Linked DNA regions of Homo sapiens: region 2 is linked to region 1. A link is a contact called in ENCODE Hi-C or POLR2A ChIA-PET data. All regions are on one chromosome and are shown on one strand. Each heading gives the region's core, a stretch centred on a gene start or an enhancer-like site at or near the end of the contact. The rest is flanking DNA. Distances are from core to core; before and after follow the strand shown.

Region 1 (6,049 bases), core at 961-3,460:
TGGGTTCAAGCAATTCTCCTGCCTCAGCCTCCCGAGTAGCCGGGATTACAGGTGTGTGTCATCATACCCAGCTAATTTTTTGTGTGTATTTTTAGTAGAGACGGGTTTCACTGTATTGGCTAGGCTGGTCTCGAACTCCCGACCTTAGATTATCTGCCCACCTTGGCCTCCCAAAGTGCTGGGATTACAGGCATGAGCCACCACGCCCCACTGAGCCTTCAGGTTTTGGTGGCATTTATGTAACACGTCTACTGGCTAGCTGATTCCATCTTCAGGCGGCAGGGTCTGGCTACCATCCCTAATCGAGACCGGATTTGAATCTATCTTTGAAAGGGAAATTTGGACTTGGCCAATGCTCAGATAAGTTGGGATTATGGGCTGGGACTGTGGTGAAGTGTAGGATGAGGCTGGAGACTCCCTGTTGGGGCTTTTGTACAAGCCAGCATTGCTGTTGTCATGCAGTGCATCTGGGGGTCTGGCGGATTGGGTGCTGCTTTTCTGGGGACATAGCAGTAGCTCTTCCTTTCTCCCCATTTTACTTCCCTTGTCATCCCACAGAGCTGAATGTTCCGATCATGACCGTGTGGTTAGGAACAGCCCTGTTTAGCGCATTTCTCACCTTTTCCTTTTCCTCACTTCTTCTCTTGGACTCCTTCCCCCAACCCAAATGATCTGCACCCCAGTGACAACGTGGAGTGGCTCCGCGGAAGATGGATGATACACACTTGTGATGTTGCTCATGTTTTATGGTTAACTGCCTGGAATTCTTCAGAGTTCTTTTCATAGCAGTTGAAGGCTGAAAGGCACACAGAAATGACCAACTCAATTCTGTCAACATTTGCTGAGTGTTCTTTTTCTGTGTCAGGCCCTGGGAACTGGAGCTTATCTTACACAAATCTATGGGGGGAAAGTAAGTTCTCTAGATTCTTGCTATTCAAAATGAGGTCTCTGAGGCCGGGCGCGGTGGCTCATGCCTGTAATCCCAGCACTTTGGCGGGCTGAGACAGGCAGATCACCTGAGATCAGGAGTTCAAGACCATCTTAGCCAACATGGCGAAACCCAGTCTCTACTATAAATACAAAAAGTAGCCAGGCATGGTGGCTCGTGCTTGTAATCCCAGCTACTCGGGAGGCTGAGACAGGAGAATTGCTTAAACCCAGGTGGTGGAGGTTGCAGTGAGCTGAGATCCAGCCAGTGCACTGCAGCCTGGGCAACAGAGCGAGACTCTGTCTTAAAAAAAAAAAAAAAAAAAAAAAAAAAGACCGAAGTGAGGTCTCTGGACCAGCAGTAGTGGACTCGTCACCTGGGAGCATGTTAGAGAGGCAGGATGTTGCTGGGCTGGCCCACGCCTGTAATCTCAGCACTTCCAGAGACTTAGGTAGGAGGATCACTTCAGCCCAGGAGTTCAAGACCAGACTGGGCAACACAGTTGAGACCCTGTCAGGAAAAGAAAAGGAGAATGTCAGACCTTACCGTCTCAGAGTCTGCACTTTAACAAGGCCCCCAGCCGAGCTGTAGACACATTAGTGTTAGAGGCACTGAAATGTTCTCGGTCTCTGTAGAGAGATGGACAGATATTGACACCATACTGCTATTCTCCCTTCCACACCCATGGCAGGCATCATTAATCAAACAGGATACTTTTCCCCAATGATCCCTGTCTAAACTTCCAGCACGTTCTCAGCACAGTGTTATAGATGGCCACTTCCAGTTGGTCCGAGTTGGCACTCGAGGTCAGGTTCAGCTGCTTTACCTTGCCTCCAGCACAGTCCATGACAGCAGCAGCATCCTGCTCTCTCTGCCTCTGCTCTGGTCACTCTTACCCCTTTCTTTACAACACAGAGCTTTCTTTTAAAACTACAAATATGCTCAAGATATTTTCCTGCTTAAAACCCTTCAGTGACTTCCCGTTGCAATTAAAATGAAATCCAGATGCCTTACCATGACTTGCAAAACCCTGCCTGACTTGGCCCTGCCCACCTTTTCAACCCTGTCTGGTGCGCAGCTCCCCAACCTATGCTGTTCTCTGCCTGTATCACCTCATTTCAGTTCCTGGAACAAGCCGTGTTTTTCCCGCCTCAGGGCTGGGCTGACCAAAGTCACCGTCTCTTGAGTTTTCCCACTGTCCACGTGAAAAAGCTAGGGGCACAGAGACTTGATTTGCCTGAGGCCACATGGCGAGTCAAGAGCCAGAGGGACTTCATTGCAAAGCTGGTGATGCGGGGCAGGCTGCCTCCCTGCAGTGACCACACGAGGGAGCCTCCACCGAGTCTTCTGACTCCTGCTGCTCTCCCTAAGTGAGTGTCTAGAATGCGCTTTTCTCCCCCACTCCCAAATGCCTTGCAGGGCTTGCTTGCCCTCATTCCTTCACACAGACCTTGGACTTGCCACCTCCTCAGAGAGCCATTCCCTGGCCTGCCAGGATGTACCTTGCCCCCTTCAGCATTCCAGCTATGTTTTATGGAGCACTTGTGACAATTTGCAGTATGTCTTATTTATTCCTGGTTTGAACTTGTTTTCGGTTTCTCCACTAGTCTGTAAGCTCCCTGGTAGCAGGATTCCTGTTTGTGTTATTGGCCTCCATAACTAAAGCACCAGCATAGTACCTGGCACATAGTAGGTGTTCAGTAAATATGATTTGGATGTGTGCATGAATGAATAATGGAAATGGTCAGGCCAGTCCTAGGATTTTAGGCCTGGTCTGGATCTAAATGAACATCTAACCAATTTCCATGTCGTGTATGCGGCTAAGCGAAGAAAAAGAGTGGTTTCATCTCCCTGATGTCAAATGGCCAGTTGGACCCAGCATGAGTTTTTGCCAATGTAGAGATACTTTTGTGACTTATGTCCAGTGGACCACATCAGATGGCCCCAAATAAACCTTCTTCCTACCATTTTTCATCTTTTACAATTCCCTTTGAAGAATGGTGGGGTTTTTTTTTTTTGACTGTCACATGATGTTTAAAGAAAAATCAAGGAAGATAAGTTCCTGCATTCTTCAAAGATCTACCGTCAAAGGGATTTACCTAACAATTGAAGTAGTGTAGAGGGTTGCTGTTCTTGGGGTAGTGCCTTCAGCCAAGTCAAAAGGGATGAACTGAGCTGACGCTGAGGTTACCTCTGCAGTCCGACCTGTACTGGTCAACTGTGCTTGGACCTAGATCACTCAGGTAGCTCAGCTCTGTCTCATACTGGTCTGGTTGGACTTACGAGATAATTCAGAGGAACTGCTTTCATTCTTTCTAGGACAGGGTTCAGCAAACTTTTTCTATAAAAGGCTGGATAGTAAATATTTTTGGCTTTGTTGTCCAGATGGGTCTCTGTCACAACTGCTCAGCTCTGCTGTTGTAGCAGCCGCAGACATTGTGTAGATGAGTGGGCTTGGCTGTATGCCAATAAAACTTTATTTACAAAACTTGCATCAGCCCGGATTTAGCCTCAGGGCCATAGTTTGTACACGTCTGTTCTAGGAGTGTTTAAACGAAAACAAAGAAAATGTAAAAGACAGCTTTCATTAGTTGTCAAAGTTTGCCTGCAAACTGTCTTGAAAGCTTCTGAAGCTGGTCCTTGGACTCAGGAGCTTGTTCTTAAACTTGAGAAACATCATTGTCTGACTTCCCGTTTGGGCAAAGAGTCAAGCCATGATTTATCAGTTGCAATAAATAGCTTGTATTTTTCCAAATAGACAATCACGTTCTCTTCATTAGCAACCCATCTGCTGGACCTGCAGTAGTACTGAGGAAAGATGCCTTGGTAAACACAGTAGCAGGATTGCAAAGTGCAAACGAACCCTCTTGCTTTGGTGACAGCTTGTTTGTGGAAACTGGACCATTCTGCAAATGAGTTCATCGATCTTGCCTAAATACTGGAAGGGCCTGTTCAACATTAGGGGAAATGCCAATGTATTTTGAGACAGATCAAACAAAGCTGCAAGTGGACAAATTTTAGCATTTGTTTTTTAACGAATGAGCAGATGGTAGGCCTTGAATGCCCCAAATGCTTATCTTTGAGTTAGGTTGGGGGGAAAATAGGGAAACCAAATCCAAAGTGAATACGTTAATACTGTGCCATCACCTAGAAACTATTTGGGCTGCACGTTGGAGTTGCAATTGTGACTCTTAAGAATAAAAATGTTTCTCCCTTGTAATAAGTCGTATGTATGTATGTATGTATGTATGTATATATGTATGTACTTACTGAGATGGAGTCTCTCTCTGTCACCCAGGCTGGAGTGCAGTGCCATGATCTCGGCTCACTGCAACTTACGCCTCTTGGGTTCAAGCGATTCTCCTGCCTCAGCCTCCCGAGTAGCTGGGACTATCTGTAGGCATGTACCACCACACCCGGCTAATTTTAATATTTTTTTATTACAGATGGGATTTCACCATGTTGGCCAGGCTGGTCCCGAACTCCTGACCTAAGGTGATCCTCCCACCTCGGCCTCCCAAAGTGCTGGAATTACAGATGTTAGCCAATGTGCCCTGCCGGTAATAAGTCATTTAAACATTAAACTGTCTGATTAGGAAACAGAGGCACAGGTTGATTAAATAGGATGTAAAGGTCCCTGGATTGGGTTGTAAAACTTAGTCCCTTTCCACCATACCATCCAGCTCACTAGGGAAAATGAGGAAAACAGAACTTCGTTTAAAGTATTTTCCCTCTCTGTAGACACTTTCTTAAAAACATAATTGAACTCCTGCTGTGCATACAATTTTGTTTGTTGCTTTTTACCCCACTTAATCGTCTATCACAAAGCCTTTTCTATCATTATGTTGACTGCATTGCTGTAATTTGTAACAACTGTGTGATATTCCAGCTAGTGGATAGACCAGAGTTTTAGTCAATTTCCAATTGTTGGGCCTTTTTAAAAAAAAAACAAAAAACAAAAAACAAAAACAAAACTTTTACTATACTGTAAAATGCTGCAGGGAATGCCTTTTGTGTACAGAATTTCCCCATGTTTCTAGTTATTTTGGAGGATGTGGTCTCATAGGCAGAATTGTTGAATGAAGTGCTAAGGTTTTTCTGACTTCTGTTTCGGGTTTCCATATTGCTCCCCAGGATTGTGGCCATTTTAAAGTGTCACCAGCAAACAGGCCCTCTTGGCCACTCTCACCAGCATTCATAACTGTTGCCATTGGAACTCCAGTAGGCAAAAACCTAGCTCCTTATATTTGTAATTCATGAGTCACTGTGGAGATGGAATACTTACTTTTTTCTGTGTTTATGAATTGAATTTCTTTTTGGTGAATAATCAGCTCATTTCCTTGGCCTATGTGTTTCAGGGGTTTTTCCTCTGGGTTATGTGAGGACTTGGTATCAATAAAGATGCTGGCCCTTTGTTTTAATGGATTCGTAAGTTCTCATGTCTGGGAATTGTCATGAATTGTCCTGCCCTTCTGGTTGTGTGCCCCAGTTTAGGTTTTTAGCAGTTGTTGTGATTTAGGCACTTGGACAGCCCATATTTTGAGGATGAAACCTTCAAGTCTGTTTGAGGATACTTTAAAGGGCTTATGGCCATTAAGGGGGAAGATGCATTTGTAGGCCATGTTAGTAGATGTGGTTTAAATGCTTGAATTGGCTGGGAAGGTGGCTCACACCTGTAATCTTTGAACTTTGGGAGGCCGAGGTGGGCAAATCACTTGAGTCCAGGAGTTCATGACCAGCCTGACCAACGTGGTGAAACCCCGTCTCTACTAAAAATACAAAAATTAGCTGGACATAGTGGCGTGCGCCTGTAATCCTTCGGAGACTGAGGCACAAGAATCGCTTGAACCCAGGAGGGTGGAGGTTGCAGTGAGCCAAGATCGTGCCACTGCACTCCAGGCTGGGCCACATAGTGAGACTCGGCCAGAAACAAACAAATAAATGCTTGAATCGTGGCTTTTGTTTGCTTTGGTAAACAAAGGAAGAGTTTTCGTTTTTAATCTTTCAGTGGGCTTCACGGTGGAGTAGTGGAAACGTTGGGGAATCTGGCTATTCATGAGAGTGTGATTCTCCCCAAAGCCAACAAGGACCCTTTTCCTTTTCTTTTTGAGACAGAGTCTC
Region 2 (6,049 bases), core at 1,665-4,164, 270 kb after region 1:
CTGAGGTGCCACCAGAATTGAGTCTTGAGGGATAAGCAGCATTCAGCTATTGAAGCAGATAGACGAATTCCAGGCAGAGGAAACAGCACTTCTGAGAGCTGAGTTTATGGAACAACGCAACTTCCTCTGGCCCATGAGGCCCACTGAGAAGTCAGCATGTCCCACTAGCAGCAGGTACACGTGGCAGAGCATGTGCACGTTAGCAGGTGAGGCAAAACAGCAAGGCAGGGCCAGTTACCTTGTATGCTTAGCTAAGGAGTTTGGAATTTTATCCTGAAAGCAAAAAAAGTGGCATGGTTTTTAAAACTGGTTTGGCATTTAAAAAAAAAATGCTTGCTTGGGAAGCAGTGTAGGGGATGACCAGTAGCAGGAGACGCTGGGCTAGTAAATAAGTAAATACAGAGAGGGCTGCGTGCATATCAAGGAGAACACCATTTATTCATCCATTCTGCACATCTTTCATGAGCACCTACTATGTGCCAGCCACTGAAAATACAGTGGGAAATTAAACAGTTAAGGGCTCTGTTTGCATAGGCTTACAATTTTTGAGTGGGAAGGAGAACAGATAATGCACACATAAGCAAACATGTAGGTAGTCTCTAGTAATCTCTGAATAGCATAAAAGAGATTCAACTCTACATCTGTCTCTAAGTCAGGTCATAGGAGGCATTAACTTATAAACCAAACAGCATAGAATTTTTTCAATTTGCAAATTAAAACAATTTTTGGCCACTGTTGCCAACAAAAGTAAAATTGCTCAGTTCTGCTTGAAAGATGAGGATGTAAGTAGAGAGATGGTAGGTTTTTCAGAAGCTAGCAGTGAACTATCATCTAGGATTGATCTGCTACTTGATAGCAGAAGGGGCTTTGTATGCTGGGTAATGGAGCCATAGCTCCTTTTGGACAGCTGCATAAATCTTTTTAGGGAGCTGGAAAAATGAGCCACCCAGGCAGACCTGGCATTCTGCTTAATTCTCATTTCCACCTTTCATTCCTTCCCCTTATGCCCTCCGCTCATTCCCTCCTCCTGCAGTGGGAAATCGCAGTAGAAGGCACAAGTTAGGGTTCTATATGGGCATTCTTCAAACTGGAACAACCAATAAAAAATGTGTTTGCTCTCTGGGGCATTTCCCTCAGCAGTACTGTTGGTGGCAGGCAGGTCATGCATTTCACATTGTTTTGGAGACTTTTGCAGATGCCCCCAATGCACTGATTTTGGAAATAATTGAACATCACTGTTTTTTGTTTGTGGTGGATTAGGCTTCACTGCTAAGTTCCAGGTGACTGACGGGGGTGCCAGTAATGCCAGCACCCGAGCAGGGCAAGACATAGCTGCATCTTTTCCAGATTCTCAAGGCAAGTGGTAAAATGAAGGCGTCTTGGGGATCCTCCCTTAGTCTGTGCTTAGGCCACATAGCTCTGCACTGGTCAGCACCAAAGACAGGTCCACCGCAGCTGTCATTTGCCTGATGGTTTCCCACTCTGGGTGTGATCTGAATCACTGGGGGTTAAGCATATTCACAGGATCAGACCACACCCCAGACCCGGTGAATTAGAATCTCTACAGTGAAACCCCACAATCTGCATTCATTTACTTCTTTATTTATTTAGAGATGGGATCTCACTCTGTCGCCCAGGCTGGAGTTCGGTGGCACAATCACGGCTCACTTGCAGCCTTGACCTCCCTGTGCTCAGGTGATTCTCCCAACTCAACCTCCTGAGTACCTGGGGCCACAGTTACGCACAACCATGCCTGGCTAATTTTTGTATTTTTTTGTAGAGACAGGGCTTTGCTATGTTGCCCAGGCTGGTCTCAAACTCCTGGGCTCAAGGGATCCACCTGCCTCAGTCTCACAAAGTGCTAGGATTACAGGTATGAGCCATGGTGCCCAGCCTGCATTTATTTTATTTTAATTTTAAATTTTTTACAGATAGGATCTTGCACTGTCACCCAGGTAGGAGTACAGTGGCGTGATCATAGCACACTGCAGCCTCAAACTCCTGGGCTTAAGGGATCCTCCTACCTCAGCCTCCTGAGCAGCTGGGGCTACAGGCACATGCCACCACACCTAGCTAATTTTTTTTCTGTTAATTTATGCAGCGACAAGGTCTGGCTGTGTTGCACAGGCTGGTCTTGAACTTCTGGACTCAAGCAAACCTCGTGCCTCAGTCTCCCAAAGTGCTAGGATTATAGGCATGAGCCACTTCTCCTGGCCCTGCATTTGTGAAAGGTCCTTAGATAATGCTGATGGAGCTTGCCTGCAGACCAATAACTGAGGACCACCCAGAAGGCGGAAATAACTGGCCCCAGGTACACAGTGAGGTACATAGGTACTCAGAAAGCCAGGGCTGGGACTTCTGACAGGAGTCCGCCTCTCTGTAACCTCCACGGGCTCCTTTTGCTGTCAACCCCATGCCGTTATGTGGATGAGCAAAGAACACAGTGGTGAATATTTTCATGCATTGGTGCCAGGCTTTCCAGCCAAAATGTGGCTTGAGATGAACAGTATCAAATAAGACCTCAAAGAATGATTCTACAATTTTATCATCTGTCTATTCTTTCTCAATATCTTACCACTTAAAATGTGGTCTGTGTACCAGTGACATCAGCCTCATCTGAGAGCTTGTCGGATGTGCAGATTTCAGGCCCCATCCCAGACCTGCTGCATGAGAATCTGCATGTTCACAGGCCCCCAGGTGGGTTGCATACACAAGCAAGTTTGAGAAGCACTGTTGTGTGTCATTTTTGCAGTTGCTATCAGATTGGACCCTTCCAATGAGACCCTTTCCTGTCTCCTTCCTCCCCGCCTCACCTTGGTCCCCTCAGTGGAGGGCACCTGTTGCTCACTTGTCAGATTGTCAGGCTCTGAGCCACGCCTGTCATGGGCAGAGTGACTGTGTGTTATGTTGTCATATTGGGGTGTGGCTGTGTGCTGTGTTGCCCTCTCAGGATGAAACAGGAAGCTCCCAGCTGCAGGCAAGGCTCCAGGCTCTCACCGCTTCTGCCTCTTCCTATGGGCTCTTCATTCAGATTTATTCAAGAATTGTGTTCAACTATAACCCCAGCACTTTGGGAGATCAAGACAAGAGGATTGGTAGAGGCTAAGATTTCAAAACCAGCCTGGGCAACATAGTGAGACCCCATCCCTACAAAAACATTAAAAATACAAAAATTAGCTGGGTGTGGTGGTGTGCCCCTGTACCTTCAGCTACTTAGAAGGCTGAGGCAGAAGGATTGCTTGAGATTAGGAGTTCAAGGCTTCAGTGAGCTAGGGTTGCACCACTACACTCCAGCCTGGGTGACAGAGTGAAACGCTATCTCTTTAAAAACAAACAAATTATGTTTAAGACAGTGGTAGGCCAGACGCGGTGGCTCACACCTGTAATCCCAGCACTTTGGGAGGCTGAGGTGAGTGGATCACCTGAGGTCAGGAGTTCAAGACCAGCCTGGCCAACGTGAGGAAACGTCATCTCTACTAAAAATACAAAAATTAGCTGAGCATGGTGATGCATGCCTGTAGTCCCAGCTACTTGGGAGGCTGAGGCAGGAGAATCACTTGAACCCGAGAGGCAGAGGTTCCAGTGGGCTAAGATCACACCACTGTACTACTCCAGCCTGGGTGGCAGAGCAAGACACTGTCTCAAAAAAAAAAAAAAAAAAAAAAAAAAAGGCAGTGGTAAAAGATCTACATGGTTCCTGCCCTCATGGAATTTTCAGCCTAGCAGAGAATTTTATGGTTTTATTTGTTTACTTATTAAACAAATAACCTGATTTAGTCCCAGGGTCAGTTAGGGCCCTTTACATTGAGATGTGGAGGCTGTGATCCAGTTAAGCTAAGAAGCAACAGGCAGAGTGGATACCAGGGGACATGCAGGCCTGCACCAGGCCAACACTAGTTATAGGGTCAGGGACCTTCTCTCTCTGACTCATGCAGGTTTTACTGCCACTGCAATGGAAAGGTTCTAGTTCTTGGTGAGAACATGGGACCTGCTTAGTGTCCAGGCTCAGGACTGCCTCCGAGCTGGGCAGGCAACATGCTCCGTCCAGATGTGCGAGACTTGGAAGTGAAGCTGCAACTCAAACTAGGGTCTGATGAGGCCTCCTCTGGGCATTTACCTCCTTTGGGACAGTGGCAGTGAGGGGCGGTGGAGGAGGGCATGGGTTCTGGGGTCAGAGTACTTGGGTTTGAATCTTGAGCTAGTGTAGACCAGCATGTCACCTCGCTGTGCCTCAGTGTCTTCAAGTTTCAAGACGGTGGCATCTCCCTTACGAGGGCGCTGTGAGGATTGAGTGATTCGGGGAATGGCTTCAGAATGTGGCCGGGCCCACAGGGAATGCTTCACAGCCGCCGGTGGTGGTGGTTGCTAGGCTGAGGTAACATTTGAGATTTCCTGACCAAAATGCCCTTTGAATGCCACCCCCCAACTCTGACTCTCATCAGCTTCCCCACGGTGGCCGGGGCCTCATTCCCAGCCCTGTTTTACAGATAGGGAAACTGAGGTTCAGAGTGGCCTGCTCTAGGGCTCAGCCTGATCTTCTAGCCAAGGAATTCTTATCCTGGGGTCTGAGGATGAAATTCAAGTGATTAATGGAAAAGATTTACACTTTTGTTCTCAGTACCCTCTACGTGAAACATGAACTTTAAATGTGAACTTAGATGACAAATTATAATAGGAGTAATGGTACCTCCTCCTTTGTCCCCAGTGGAAAGCAATCACAGGTATTTTCGTATCACATTGCGGTTGCTGCGATGTTTCCAGCCATCATTAAAGCTCATGGTTAAAGGTCACTACTTTAGAATTACAGGAGCGATTAGAGCTGCCAGTAGATCTTGTTATTGAATGTGCCTGCAAAGAAGCACTCACGTTGCTGCATGGCAGTTCTGATACCTGTGTTTAAGACTATGTGCCTTTCTGCCTTTTTTCCCTAATCCCATGTATCTTGTTTTGTGAACTTAAAAACATCATTCTGACAAGGGGCCAGTAGGCTTCATTACAGCCACAGGGAGGACCCTCCCATCCACCACCCCCACCCCCAGGGTCGCCTCAACTGCACACCCCCCTGCCCATACCCTGCTGGGTGCTGCCACCCACCACTGCTGCTCTGAGCTGCCTCACTCCTTCCAGTTCGTCCTCCTTTTCCTTCCCTGCGACGTTCCTTTTTGTGAAGCAGGTGCTGGATAAATAATTAATAGGGTGGGAAGAATGTGGAGAGAATAACATAGCTCGTGTTTATTTTTAAGCAGCTGCTCCAGGTGCAGTCTAGGTGGGGAAAGTGGTTGAGGGGAGGCTGCTGCCGAGTGGTGGGAAGAGGCTTTGCAGATAAGCCCGTGCACTGAGAAGTCAGGGTGTTGGGGGGCAGAATGGGGCTCCAGGATGGGCAGCCCAGGGAAGGAGGGTCTGTGACCAGAACAATAAGTGGGGGATGCCCAGGGAGTATCAACATTTCAGTGAGAAGCTGAGGAAAACTCCTAGACTAGCAAAGTCGTGAGAGGAATTTGATTTCTGTGATTGAAAAGAGCAGAAATGGTGCAGCTTAAAGCTGGCTCCAGGGCTGGAGCGATCCCAGCAGAACGGGGTCTCCTCTTCCTTCTTTCCCTCCTTCCCTCTCTCCGTCACTTTTTTTCTGTGTAGGATTCACTGTCAGAGAGGCTTTCTTCAAGGCAGAGCCTCTGGCAGGCCCAGACTTATTATGGCAATACCCGCTGCAGAAAGAGAGCTTCTCCTTTCTAATAGTCCCAGAAACGTCCTAAGATTAGATTCCATTGTTCTGTTTGAGCCATGTGTCCATTCTTTTTTTAAAAAAAGTTTTATTAAGATAAAATTCACACACCATACGATTTAACCATTTAAAATGCACAAGTCAGTGGCTCTTAGTATATTCAGAGTTGTGCAGCCATCACCCCAAGTTTTAGAAAATTTCATCACCACCAGAAGAAACCCTCTACCACTTGGTAGTCACCCCATCCTCTCCTGCCAAACCCCAGACCTCAGCCCCTAGCAACCACTCATCTGTTTTCTGCATCTAAGGATCTCCCTGTTCTGAACA

The links. A loop is a pair of places that touch in the nucleus more often than their neighbours do. ChIA-PET counts read pairs that join two places held with the same protein, here RNA polymerase II (POLR2A).
Region 2: a loop to region 1 is called in a map of HepG2, with 7 times the contacts of the local background. The contact joins two enhancer-like sites. A Hi-C loop is called at or near these places in 1 of 168 maps with a recorded cell type or tissue (HepG2). POLR2A ChIA-PET finds 5 or more read pairs at or near these places in 1 of 52 experiments (GM10248).

The regions. Positions count from the first base shown.
Region 1 is chr16:12,226,666-12,232,714 of GRCh38, forward strand. All of the region lies in intron 14 of SNX29 (sorting nexin 29), which reads left to right. Among named protein-coding and RNA genes, the nearest start is that of SNX29-AS2, 140 kb to the right of the region's middle. Within about 2 kb of position 2,211, at least 3 of the 41 ENCODE cell types and tissues checked have a DNase peak (open chromatin) inside an H3K27ac peak, as active enhancers do.
Region 2 is chr16:12,498,082-12,504,130 of GRCh38, forward strand. All of the region lies in intron 19 of SNX29 (sorting nexin 29), which reads left to right. Among named protein-coding and RNA genes, the nearest start is that of SNX29-AS3, 110 kb to the right of the region's middle. Within about 2 kb of position 2,915, at least 2 of the 41 ENCODE cell types and tissues checked have a DNase peak (open chromatin) inside an H3K27ac peak, as active enhancers do.